Regions from separate parts of the Homo sapiens genome. Here all the other regions are linked to region 3. The links are chromatin contacts, found by Hi-C or POLR2A ChIA-PET in ENCODE. All regions are on one chromosome and are shown on one strand. Each heading gives the region's core, a stretch centred on a gene start or an enhancer-like site at or near the end of the contact. The rest is flanking DNA. Distances are from core to core; before and after follow the strand shown. Region 1 overlaps HPCAL1 (hippocalcin like 1). Region 2 holds the start of HPCAL1 (hippocalcin like 1). Region 3 holds the start of ADAM17 (ADAM metallopeptidase domain 17). Region 4 holds the start of CYS1 (cystin 1).

Region 1 (2,700 bases), core at 77-2,576, 850 kb before region 3:
GGGGAGAGAACAGGGAGACAGGAAAAGGGAAACGCCCAAGAGAATGCTCCCCTTCCGTCCGGAACCCTAACCCAGCAGGAAAAGGAAGCTCAAAGGCAGGACCAAAATGAGACCATAGACTTTCTGAAAGCAACCCCCGACCCATGTACGTCTGTCCCTGTGACAGTTCCGTGTTTCTACAGAGGTGAAGGGTGCCGGATGCCAGGCGGGGAGCAGAGCCACGCAGCACCCGTGCCAGGGCCAGGCTAGAGCGAGCCCGGTGGAAATCTGGGTGTGGAGTCCTGGCCACAGAGCCTGGGACTTCCTCTGCCCCCACCCAGGATCTCGCTTTGAAGGCGAAGTTGGGGTTTTCAGTGACAGACCCCAGAAACATCAGGCTGAAGTGAGAGTGGAGTCTCTGGACTGGTTCCTTCACCCACACCTCAGTGGTTCCCGAGTCCTGTTCCATGCTGGGTGTAGTCACACGTGGATGGACAAGACACAGACCCTTCCTGGGGCTCCTTGAAGTGACCCCCCACACACGCCCATGAAACAGCAGTGATGGGCATGAAGAGACTTACGTGGGCTCAGGAGCTCGGGCGCAGAGCACAGAGGTCAGCTGGGATGGGACAGAGCTGAGGGCTGAGCCAGGGCTTAAAGGTTCCAGGAGTTCTCCAGCTGGGACAAAGGGAACAGTGTGTGCCAGGGCATGGGGACAGCGAGCACTGGGTCCTGTGGCACTCAAGCCCTGCACGACGAGGAATCCCCACATGCCACAAAAGACTCTTCCAGTTTCAGTAATGCTGGAAGGAATGACTAAAGGAATTAGCGCGGAGCATGACTGTAGGAGAACGCATGTTGATGACAGCAAGGAGGGGTGAAGGGGAGAAACAGTAGAGGCTCAGTGTGCCCACCTCCCCACTACCCGGTAATGCTCCATAGAACACCAAGAATAATTCTATTACTATTCAATCACACAACAAAAACTCAAAAGCTGAAACAACCATGTGAATCACCCAACGTCCCATTTGCGGGGACTTGGCGCATACTGCAAGCTGACTGCTCTTTGGGAGAAAATGTAAGAGGGCACAGCAGGCTGGAGATACTGAGGCTTTAGACGCCCCTTCATCAGTCCCTCTAGATGTGGCCCCTCGTGCAGTCAGCCAGAGCTGGCAGGGCGCTGCTCCTGCCCGAGGCCCCCACCCTGGCTTGGCTGTGCTGATGACGCCTGGTGATTTGGCATGCCAGCTCCCAGGCATCTTGGAGCGCATTCTTCCTGGCTCTTTGTGCCAGCTGCAGAATGACTCAAGCACTGACCCATGCCTGGGGGGAAGATCTACGCGTCAGATGGCAGAATTCCGTCTGCAAATTCCACCCTGATGTTCCAGGCCAAGAGGTGAGCAACAGCCCTTCCCCAGGGAACCGTGTTTCACCCTAGCGGGAGCAAAACTGAGACTACGGGGCCAACTCTGCTGTCGAGTGCCTCAGCCTGCCCTGCCAGCACCCAGCACGCCCTGGAGGGGCCATGGAGGGACAGGCAGCTCTTCCAGGGTCTTGGAGCCATGCCCTGGAGTCAGGCAAGGCTGGGCTAGAGTTGCCAGTGTCAACGCTCCAGACCCAGCCTGTTTGCTCCTCTGTAAAATTGAACCAGAATGCCAGCTTCAGGGGCCTGCAGTCAGGATGAGGGTGTGTATATGAGGGGTGCTGCTGGGAGCAGCCCGCAGACCCAGGGGCCCTGCTGGGGGCTCTGCCCAGCCTGCCCCGTCTCCAGCCATATGGTCCTGGCTGTCTCAACTTCTCTGGGCCTTATTTTCCTTGACTGTAAAATGGGAATAAGGGTCCCTGCCTGCAGGTTCTACTGAGCAGTTGTGAGGATAAAGGGAAATGGAATCTGTAAAAGGAGTGCCAGCTGGAAAGCACCAGTCAGATGCCTGGGGTATTGGCACAGCTTTACAAGAAAGGCGGCCATCTTGGGAGCCGATTCCTGACACTGAGCACAGCCCGGCGGGAGGTGGGGGCTGCGGCCTGGGCTCGGTGGAATCTCTGCACTGCCTGGCGAGCCCTTCTCGCTCGGCACACCCAAGCAGCGGCATTAAAACCTGGTCCTGAGGCCCAGCTGGGCAGAGAGCCTGGGACCACGGTGGCCTAGACACATCCAGCTGGGGCAGGGTGAGTGAAATTCCAACTCCTGTTCTTCAAAGAGAAAATAAAGAAAAAGGACAGAAGAAGCCCAGTCATGCCACAGCAGGGCAGAGCCCACTCGGTCCAAGATGCAAGAACTGCCCGACCCTGGGGCAGCAAAGGAGCCCGGGATCTGGGGGCTGCTCAGCGCCTGCAGGGCATGGGAGTGAGGCTGGGGCTGCCTCAGGGCATGAGGTCCCTCCTCTCATCTCCGTCTCTGGGGAGTCTGTGGCTGCTGACTGCTTTGGGTCTGTTTAAAAGGAAACGCAGCATCCTGCTGACCAGCACAGGCCAGGCTTTCTGCAGGATTTTGCAGACAATGTAGGAGATGGTCCCAGACTTACCCAGAGCGCTGGGGCTGATACCTGAGCTCAGCGGGGCTGGGGAAACACTCACCCAGCAAAGACGGGGTGAGGGGCATTCCAGGAGGAATCCTCAGTGTGCTGGGAGGCAAAAGGGCATGGCTGGAGAAGGGCTGGCGGGGACACAGCTGGGGAGGAGGCCAGAGTCTGGCTAAGGTGGGAGCTCCTTCCAGTCCCA
Region 2 (2,700 bases), core at 40-2,539, 750 kb before region 3:
GGCTGGGGCAGGGCCGGCGCCCAGCGCGGCGCTCTCGGGCACTCGCGGAGGCGGCGCCGCCCGGGAGGTGCTGCAGGAGGCAGCGCAGCTGGCAGCTAAACTTTCTCGAATCTCAGTGCTTCGCGGTTAAGTTAGGGCCAGGGAGAGGCACAAAACACGCCCGGGGAAAATGTAAGGCCCCACCCACGATAAAGGGGAAAAAAAAAGGATTTTAAACAGGAGACGCTAATCCAATTAACACAGTACCTACTGTGTGCGGGGCTTTGGACCAAGAGCTGTCTTCAGTGCGTTCTCATTTCACCTGTCACCACAGCCCCCAAGGGAGGAGCTGTCCTCATTTTAAAGAGAAGCAAACCGCGACCGGGGAAGGTGGCGCGTCTGGCCCAGGTCGCAGTGCGGGTCGCGGGGAGGCCAGGGCTCTCCTCGTCGCCCCATGGCCCTGGGAGGAACGAGCGGATCGCCTCCGCGTGGGCCCCCACCCTTGGCAGAAGCTCACAGGCGACCCACGTGGGCCGCACGGACCTGTTCCCTGAGGGCTGCCCAGCCTGCCCGCGAGGCCCGCCCTTGCCCGTCGGGTCCCAGCTGTCCTCGAGGCTCCTAAGCTACGCACTGCGCCGACCAGCAGGGACAGGGGGCTCTGGGCGTGGGGCTGGACCACCCACACCCACCCCGCCACCCCGCTCTGCGCACAGCTGCTCACACACGACACCCGCCAGGCACCGCTCCCCACCAGCAACTGCGCCCCGACACACAATTCCACAAACGCAGTCCAAAATGTGCACACCTAAGGCACACATGGATGCCCACGAGTACACGCCATTCGAAAGACACACCACCGTCCGCAGTCACCCACAACTCCACCGCGCAGAGAAACGCGGGCACTCCCGGACACACACACGCGCGCACAACACACACGCAAAGAGCCGGATCGCAGCGCTCGCCGGTGCACACGCCGGGTGCACACGCCCGGGGCACACTTCAGCAGCCAGCAGACCGCAGCCCGCCCCTTCCCTACCTGCTCCGGCGCAGGACGCGGTCCGCCGGCTTCCCGAGCCCAAGTTCGGCGCCGGCGGCGGCTGCAGCGGGCCCGGGCCGCTGCCCGGGACAAGCGCGCCGAGGCCGGGAGGAGTGACTAGCAGCGCGGGCCTCCGTGCGCCCGCAGCTGCTGCGCCGGCCCTGCGCTCATCGCCGCCCAGAAAGACAAAAGGAAGCCGGCAGCCAGGGAGGGAGCAAGGTGGAGGCGCCCGTCAGTCCGCCCGTCCGCTGCCCGCCGCCGCCGCGGCCCGCCTGCCAGCTCCGGGAAGGAAGGGACGCGAAGGCGGGACCTGGAGGCGGGACCCGGAGGCGGGGGCCGGGGCGGGGCGCGCGGCCAGAGGCGGGCGCTCAAGTTTCCTACGGCCCCGCCCCCTCCGGGCCCCGCCCCCTCCACGCCCCCTGCCGGACCCTCAGCGCCCGGCTCGGCCCTCGCAGCCCCTGCACCTCGCTGCTCCTCGGCCCTCGCGGCCCAAACCTGGCCCTGCCGGGTCCCAGCCCCCAGTGGCTTTCGGGACAGGGGCGGAGCCGGGCACCGGTTCTGTTCCCCTAACCCTTGGCCTCTGGCCTGCTGGTATAGAAGAGGCCGAGAGGCGGCGCCCGGGAGGGGCCAGCCCTGCGCCCGCGCCCCCCGCCCCCACGCCGCAGGAAGTGGCCCGGGCGGCCTAGGAAGGGGAAGAGCCGAGTTGCCCCAGCCCCGCACCCCCAGCCCCAGCCCCGCGTGCAGCTCGCACCCCTTCCCACGCCTGTTCGGGGGAGAGCCCCGGGCCTGGAGTGGGAAGCCTGGCTCCAGCTCTGGTTACCTGCAGTGACTCCCCAGGCCGTTTAGGCGAGTCCATTGGGCCGCCTCTGCCTCGGTTTCCCCACCTAACCACGGAAGGTGCTCCTCCCTTCCAGGCATCTGTGGTCTTCGAGCTCCACGCGGGAGAGGCGCCGGTCTGGCACCTCCTGCCCAGGGTCGGCGCCTCCTGGCTCTCGGGGAGGGGGGCATCCTCCATCCCCTGCACCTGCCTCGAGAGGAACCAGGGACAGAGCACCCCCACCCCCACCAGGAGCTCCGGAAAAACGGCTTCAGAAGAGCAAATATACACACACACCCACCTCCCGCCCCAAACATCCCCGAAGAAAGGTAACCACAGAAACAGCCAGAAATGTGGAGCTGGGCGATCGTATGAGGCTGAGACAAAACTGTCTTTCTAGCGTCTCTAGGGGAGAGCTTGAATCCCTCCTTCCACTCCTCCTCCACGGAAAACAGAGTGAACTCCTGCTACAGAGGCCGCCAGAGCAACATGCAAGACCAGCTTTGAGGGGAGCGGGCACAGGGCCTTGCAGGGAAGGTGGGCCGAGCCCAGACCCCTCATTCTTACTTGGCTCTGAAGGCGGAAAGGCAAAGCTAGACCTCGAGGAAGTTCCCCTCCCTGTGGGCCCTACAGTGAAGATTACATGAAGGCATGTGGGCGGTGGACCAGAGTGCACCGACTGATGAAGGCGGCCCGGTACCCGCGGGTGCCATGCCTCCTTCTTAGCCAAGGCCACTCTAGCTCCCCGTGAAGTATCCAGGTAGAAGGCTGGTGGGGTTACAGGTGAGAAGCCGTCGGTGGGGTCCAGGAGCCAGGCCTGGGGAAGCACACGTCACTTCCACCCACATCCATGGGCCAGAAGTAGTCG
Region 3 (2,700 bases), core at 22-2,521:
GCTTACTTTTTGACTAGGTATGCCACTAATGGGTATGTTTAATAAAGATATTTTATACTTCAGATGTACAGACCAGGTCCGGTTAATTTTAGCCAACAATGTATTGTTGAAAAAGACGCTGATATTTTACTGCGGCAAACCACCATTAACATAAATTTTAACCACAGTTTGAGTATTTTATTAGGAATAAGCCTTGAAACTTGAATAGGACTAGTATTCCTAACAATTTACCGTTTCATAATAAAGGCTGTCTCACTCTTAAGTGGAAAACGTATTATGTCCTACTTTTATAAACTTTGGTTGAACTAAATAAAACAGCAACATGTACCCAACGTTTTTAGACTGTTTTATTCAGTACCATAAACATTCACTAAACTATACAGAGCTAAAATCATGCAAAAGATTGCAAAACAAACTGCCTTGGGAAATTTCCAGTCTAAGCTAAATGGACCAAGTATAGGATTGAATTTTAAGAAGTTGGTGGGAAGATTCCAGCTCTTGTACTCACAGGTAAGGTCCTAGGATTCTATTTGTTGAAGTGTCTGCAGACCCTCTCCCTACAGCAGGGGCGTGGAGCAAATGTGCATTCAGGAAGTGCTTATTAGTCCCCCCAAAACCTTTTTCGTGACGACAGACGGATGGAGGCCTCAGACGACTCCGGCAGTAGGACCCTGAACCAAATGCCTGAGCTGCGCTCGAAAGGCTCGTCTCGCAGGAGCTGGCGAGTGGCACGGGCTTCGGTGGCCGGGCTCGGGGCTCGGGGCTCGGGGCCCGGGGCCGGGGGGGGCGGGGGGTCCGTGCCCAGGGCACTCTGTGGCTCGATTCATGTCCCCGCCCTCCCACCTGAGCACACTGGGCAGAGAGCCTGCGGCATCGGGCCAGTCGCGCCTCCTCGTCCGCCCTGGGCAGGTCGCTGGGCCCCAGGCCGCTTTCTACAGCTCCTTTAATAAAATGGACAGCAGGGGTCCTAACCAGACGTGGGCATCAAGACAAAGGAGGCGGCCAGACGCGCTTGAGGGCCTGCTCGCTAGCTCCCGCCCCCCCATTCCGCGGTCACCCGGGGACAGAGGCCAGGCCGGACTGGGTGGAGTTGGGACTCATACGTCTGCGTCCAGGAAGGCGCCGGGCGAGCCCCAGCTAGACGTGACGGGCGGGGCCGAACACGGCAGCGGACCAGAGGCCCGCGGCGCACCGGCGTGGGGCGGGGCAAGCGGAGCCTCCCGGGATGCCGCGCGGCAGCCGGCTTCCGGCTGTGGGTGGTGCGGGGGACAGCGGCGGCCGGAAGCTGGCTGAGCCGGCCTTTGGTAACGCCACCTGCACTTCTGGGGGCGTCGAGCCTGGCGGTAGAATCTTCCCAGTAGGCGGCGCGGGAGGGAAAAGAGGATTGAGGGGCTAGGCCGGGCGGATCCCGTCCTCCCCCGATGTGAGCAGTTTTCCGAAACCCCGTCAGGCGAAGGCTGCCCAGAGAGGTGGAGTCGGTAGCGGGGCCGGGAACATGAGGCAGTCTCTCCTATTCCTGACCAGCGTGGTTCCTTTCGTGCTGGCGCCGCGACCTCCGGATGACCCGGGCTTCGGCCCCCACCAGAGACTCGGTAAAGACCCAGGGGAGTTGGCTTAGGCCGGCGCCTGGAGCGCTCGTTTGAGGGAAGAGCAGGGGAGCTGGGTCTATCAGGTGTTTGGGGGCGGGGTATTGGCGATGGTGGCGCGTCCCTAAGTTTTCAGTGTAGAAGGGGGTGTGGCTCTCGGAGTTTGGGGAAAGAATAAAGGAGATGGGCCTGTCTCTGAGTGGGAAAGGGCTACTGGACGGGCTCCATGTAGTGACTGAGCGCCTGAGAGGGGTTTGCTCCCTAGCTTTGTGTTCGGGGAGGGTGTTGGGAAAGCGGTAAGGAGTAGGGTGGCTGGATCTTGTTTGGAGAGGGAGATGTGGTCAGGGTTCTTGCCTTAGTAGGGAACAAATCTAGTGTTGTGTGTTCCTACCAGAGCCAGAAAGGAAGGGCCCAAAGCTCCAGAATTCTTCCTGGTCCTCGAAGGAGGGAACTAGAATTTCTGCTGTAGGAGGTACTTATGCAGTAATCTCGTTGGGAGGCGGAGACTGGAGTTGGAGTCTTAAGAGTTGTGTTTTTGCGAACATCCTAAGCACGTTCTTGGTTATTTCAATTGTAGCTTATTGGAGGTGCTTGGGAGATGGGGGGAGGCGGAAACCTGGTAAGCCAACTCGTGATGCTGCCACTATGAATGCTTTCCTTGCACTTTTAAACAAAGAAATTATCAAGAGTGACGAGTTTGATGAATTTAGAGGCTAGAAAGTAGAGGGTTCCTATTTCATTAGATTTTCCAGAGAGATTGGATTTTAAGGATGGAGATGCATTAAGGGATCTGAACTTTGGTGGAAGTAAGTTTGCGTGAACTTTTAGTGTATTTTAAAATCCTTTTATCTTTCAAAAATTGACGTGTAAGATACTTTAATTAGTAATAAAGTGTGAAATAATGTTTTCCCAGTGTGTGAAATTGTAGGCTTGCATGGTTGTACTGGTTCCCAAATTTCACCATGATACCATGTGTAGTATTTTTTTTCTTTATATTTAGTGGACAGAAATTGTAATGGATTGGTATGGATACTAAAGGTGTTGAGAGTGTTATCACTTGAACAGCTGTCTTATGATTCTTTCCGATTGAAATGGATTACAAGTGACTAATGAA
Region 4 (2,700 bases), core at 2-2,501, 520 kb before region 3:
TGTTAGCCAGGATGGTCTCGGTCTCTTGACCTCGTGATCCACCTGCCTCGGCTTCCCAAAGTGCTGGGATTACGGGCGTGAGCCACCGCGCCCGGCCTCTTGTTCTCTCTTAATAATAAAAATAAATGGATGTGAATCTGAGTCCCATTTTTATTCCATTTTCTTAGGCATATGTTTTTTAATGTCTACTCCTGAAGTGATAAAATAGTAGAATTTCAAGTCTGTGGTTGGGAAAGTTTAGCCGAAATTCCATTTTCACAATTATTCTGGAATCCAATCAATCAGGATAAAAGTTAATGTCAAGTCAAGATAGGTGAGTTAAACCCAGGACTTTTGAATTGCCCTGTCTTGGAAAGGCTGGAATTTAAAGTTGCAGGAGGTGGGCAAGGGAAGGAAGTAATCACATTTAAGTAAAACACAGAACCAACCAACAGGAAGGCTCGCTGGGTTTGAATTCGGCAGCTTTGGAGTGTTTTCTAGTCTGGGTTGTGGTTAGTTCACTTAAAAAGAAAAGCGGTTAAGGGAAAAAAAAAAAAAATCCGAGACCAAAAGCTAGACTTATGACCACCACCTAGGTATTTCCTTTTGCTTCTTTCCTGTGGCGGGGGGAGGGCGAGGTGGGGGTTGCTTTGCCTTTCTCCTTCATTTTCAAAGTTTTTCTTTCCCAAAAGTAGTGACTATTTGGAGGTTTTGATGAGGCTCAACCTTCACACATCCAGTCTCCGCTGGGGCAACAGAGGGAAGGAGAAGGCCGGAGGGGGCTGTTGGTGCCCGGAGGATCGCCCCTTCCCTCCCGGGGCGTCTCAGGCCTGGCGGACACTGAAAGGTCGGGGCGCACTGACGGCCGGACCTCGCGAACGCAGCGCGCGCAGCCCTCAGGGTCTTTCCCCCGCCCACCCCGCGCATCGCTAGGGGGCTCAGGCTTTGGGAAGTCCCCCCAAGCTCCCGCGGCCTCCCACGGGCCCGGCGAGCGTCGTCTGGGGAGCGTTTCCATAAATGAACAAACTCAGCCGGGCCCCCCGCAGGGTTCAGCAATTCCAGAAGGCCGGGACAGGGCTGACCCGACGGCGGGGAGCGAGGGGACCCGTGGGCGGGAGTGGGGGGACTGTAGGGGGAGACCCGGGAGGGGAGGCCGCGCCCGCACCCGGTGCTCCTCGCCGGGGTCTCGGGCCCGCCCCTCCCTAGGGCCGGTGTGCGCCCCCTCGGGACGCCTATGCAGCCCTGCCTCGCCCGCCCCTCCCCAGGCTCCGGCTCGCACCCCCGTCCTCCGGCCGCGACCCCCGCCCGGGAACCCTAGCCCCTGGCCGCGGTCGCTTCCCGGACCTCGCCCCGCGCCTCCCCCTGCAGCCCGCCCCGGCCGCACCCCCTAGCGTCCCCGCCCCCGGCCGCGCCCCCTCATGGGGGCCCCCTCGGCGGTCCGGGAGGCGGCGGGCGCGCCATGGGCAGCGGCAGCAGCCGGAGCAGCCGGACTCTGAGGCGGCGGCGCAGCCCCGAGAGCCTCCCCGCGGGGCCCGGAGCGGCAGCCCTGGAGGGCGGGACCCGCCGGCGGGTGCCGGTGGCGGCGGCCGAGGTCCCGGGGGCAGCCGCGGAGGAGGCGCCCGGCCGCGACCCCAGCCCCGTGGCGCCCCCCGACGGCAGGGACGAGACGCTGCGCCTGCTGGACGAGCTGCTGGCCGAGTCGGCGGCCTGGGGCCCCCCGGAGCCCGCCCCGCGCCGCCCAGCCCGGCTCCGACCCACCGCGGTCGCGGGGAGCGCGGTGAGTGTGGGAGCCGCAGGGCCTCGGGGGACGGCGGGGACCCCACTCACCGGCCGCGCGTCCCCGCCCCAGCCCTGGGCGCCGGTCGCGCTGCGCCCCCTTCCAGCCTCCGACTTGCGTGCTCCCCGCTGCCCCGGCCTCCCCGCCCCTGGGCCCCCAGGTTTCCTCCCTCTCTGCCCCGTCTCCGGGTCTGTGTCCAGGCGTGGGGGCGATCGCGCTGGGAGCGGCCGAGGAAGGACACCCCTAGGCGGAGCGCGCCGGGCTCCCGGCTCCCCTCGGGCCCGCGGCCCCGCCTGGCCTTCCCGGGCCGCCCTGGAGCGGGGCGCCGGCGGTGGTGGCACGGCAGCCAGACGGTGGCTCAGAAGCGCCCTGCCGCGCCCACCGGTCCAGATCCTTGCCTTGCTGGGCAGGCAATTCTCATGTTACTGATATTTTTAGGATGCTGCGGAATCTCTTTTGCGCTTCCTATTCTCTCTCCCTGAATACTCGTAATAACAGTCCTGCTGTTCTAAAAAAACAATAAAACAAGCACTCTGGTTTGGCAACCGTCTTCGCTCCAGCAGAGCTGAATGAACAAGATCTTTAACATCCGCTCCCGGGCTCGGGGAGGATGCCAAGGGCCTCGTCCTCCTCCCTGAGGCCCGGGAGGCTTTGCTTAGCAGCCGCTGGGAGCCGAGGAAGATGCCTTCCTGGGTGGCTACCGCACCAAGGAATCCTGAAAAGGCCCCAGGGAGGGTGGGGGAGAGGGACAGCCCCAGGCGACAGTGCACAGAGCTCTCTCCCTCTGGCCCTGGTTCCCTGCTCCTCTCCCTTACGGTCTTTAAAGAGGAAAAGCGAGCTGCAGTGAGTAGGGCTGAATTATATAACAAGATTCCTTTAATACCACATCAGCCTGCAGTTATATAACACTGCCTGGACAAATAGCTGAGAAATTTGGGAGGAAT

The links. A loop is a pair of places that touch in the nucleus more often than their neighbours do. ChIA-PET counts read pairs that join two places held with the same protein, here RNA polymerase II (POLR2A). Pooled maps may share reads with other maps.
Region 1: a loop to region 3 is called in a map of ascending aorta, with 6 times the contacts of the local background. The contact joins the enhancer-like site here to the promoter of ADAM17 in region 3. A Hi-C loop is called at or near these places in 1 of 168 maps with a recorded cell type or tissue (ascending aorta), 1 of 37 single-sample maps with no recorded cell type and 7 of 50 pooled maps. POLR2A ChIA-PET finds 5 or more read pairs at or near these places in 1 of 52 experiments (activated T-cell).
Region 2: a loop to region 3 is called in a map of CD8-positive, alpha-beta T cell, with 4 times the contacts of the local background. The contact joins the promoter of HPCAL1 here to the promoter of ADAM17 in region 3. A Hi-C loop is called at or near these places in 1 of 168 maps with a recorded cell type or tissue (CD8-positive, alpha-beta T cell), 3 of 37 single-sample maps with no recorded cell type and 10 of 50 pooled maps.
Region 4: a loop to region 3 is called in a map with no recorded cell type, with 8 times the contacts of the local background. The contact joins the promoter of CYS1 here to the promoter of ADAM17 in region 3. A Hi-C loop is called at or near these places in 9 of 37 single-sample maps with no recorded cell type and 6 of 50 pooled maps. POLR2A ChIA-PET finds 5 or more read pairs at or near these places in 2 of 52 experiments (GM12878 and T-cell).

The regions. Positions count from the first base shown.
Region 1 is chr2:10,404,222-10,406,921 of GRCh38, reverse strand. All of the region lies in intron 2 of HPCAL1 (hippocalcin like 1), which reads right to left. Among named protein-coding and RNA genes, the nearest start is that of SNORA80B, 41 kb to the left of the region's middle. Within about 2 kb of position 1,326, at least 22 of the 41 ENCODE cell types and tissues checked have a DNase peak (open chromatin) inside an H3K27ac peak, as active enhancers do; they include ascending aorta, where a contact is called at or near this core.
Region 2 is chr2:10,301,493-10,304,192 of GRCh38, reverse strand. HPCAL1 (hippocalcin like 1) reads right to left here and starts at 1,289. Exons shown (of 5, transcript NM_002149.4): 1 at 1,016-1,289. LOC101929691 (a long non-coding RNA gene) reads left to right here and starts at 1,476. Exons shown (of 4, transcript XR_922791.3): 1 at 1,476-2,615. RefSeq lists silencers at 395-574, 893-1,090, 975-1,754 and an enhancer at 655-714.
Region 3 is chr2:9,554,401-9,557,100 of GRCh38, reverse strand. It overlaps ADAM17 (ADAM metallopeptidase domain 17), which reads left to right and starts at 1,271. Exons shown (of 19, transcript NM_003183.6): 1 at 1,271-1,592. The coding sequence starts at 1,496. RefSeq lists silencers at 347-641, 613-832, 1,063-1,352, 1,967-2,261.
Region 4 is chr2:10,078,962-10,081,661 of GRCh38, reverse strand. It overlaps CYS1 (cystin 1), which reads left to right and starts at 1,251. Exons shown (of 3, transcript NM_001037160.3): 1 at 1,251-1,756. The coding sequence starts at 1,439. RefSeq lists silencers at 937-1,176, 1,347-1,406, 1,467-1,706, 1,777-2,116.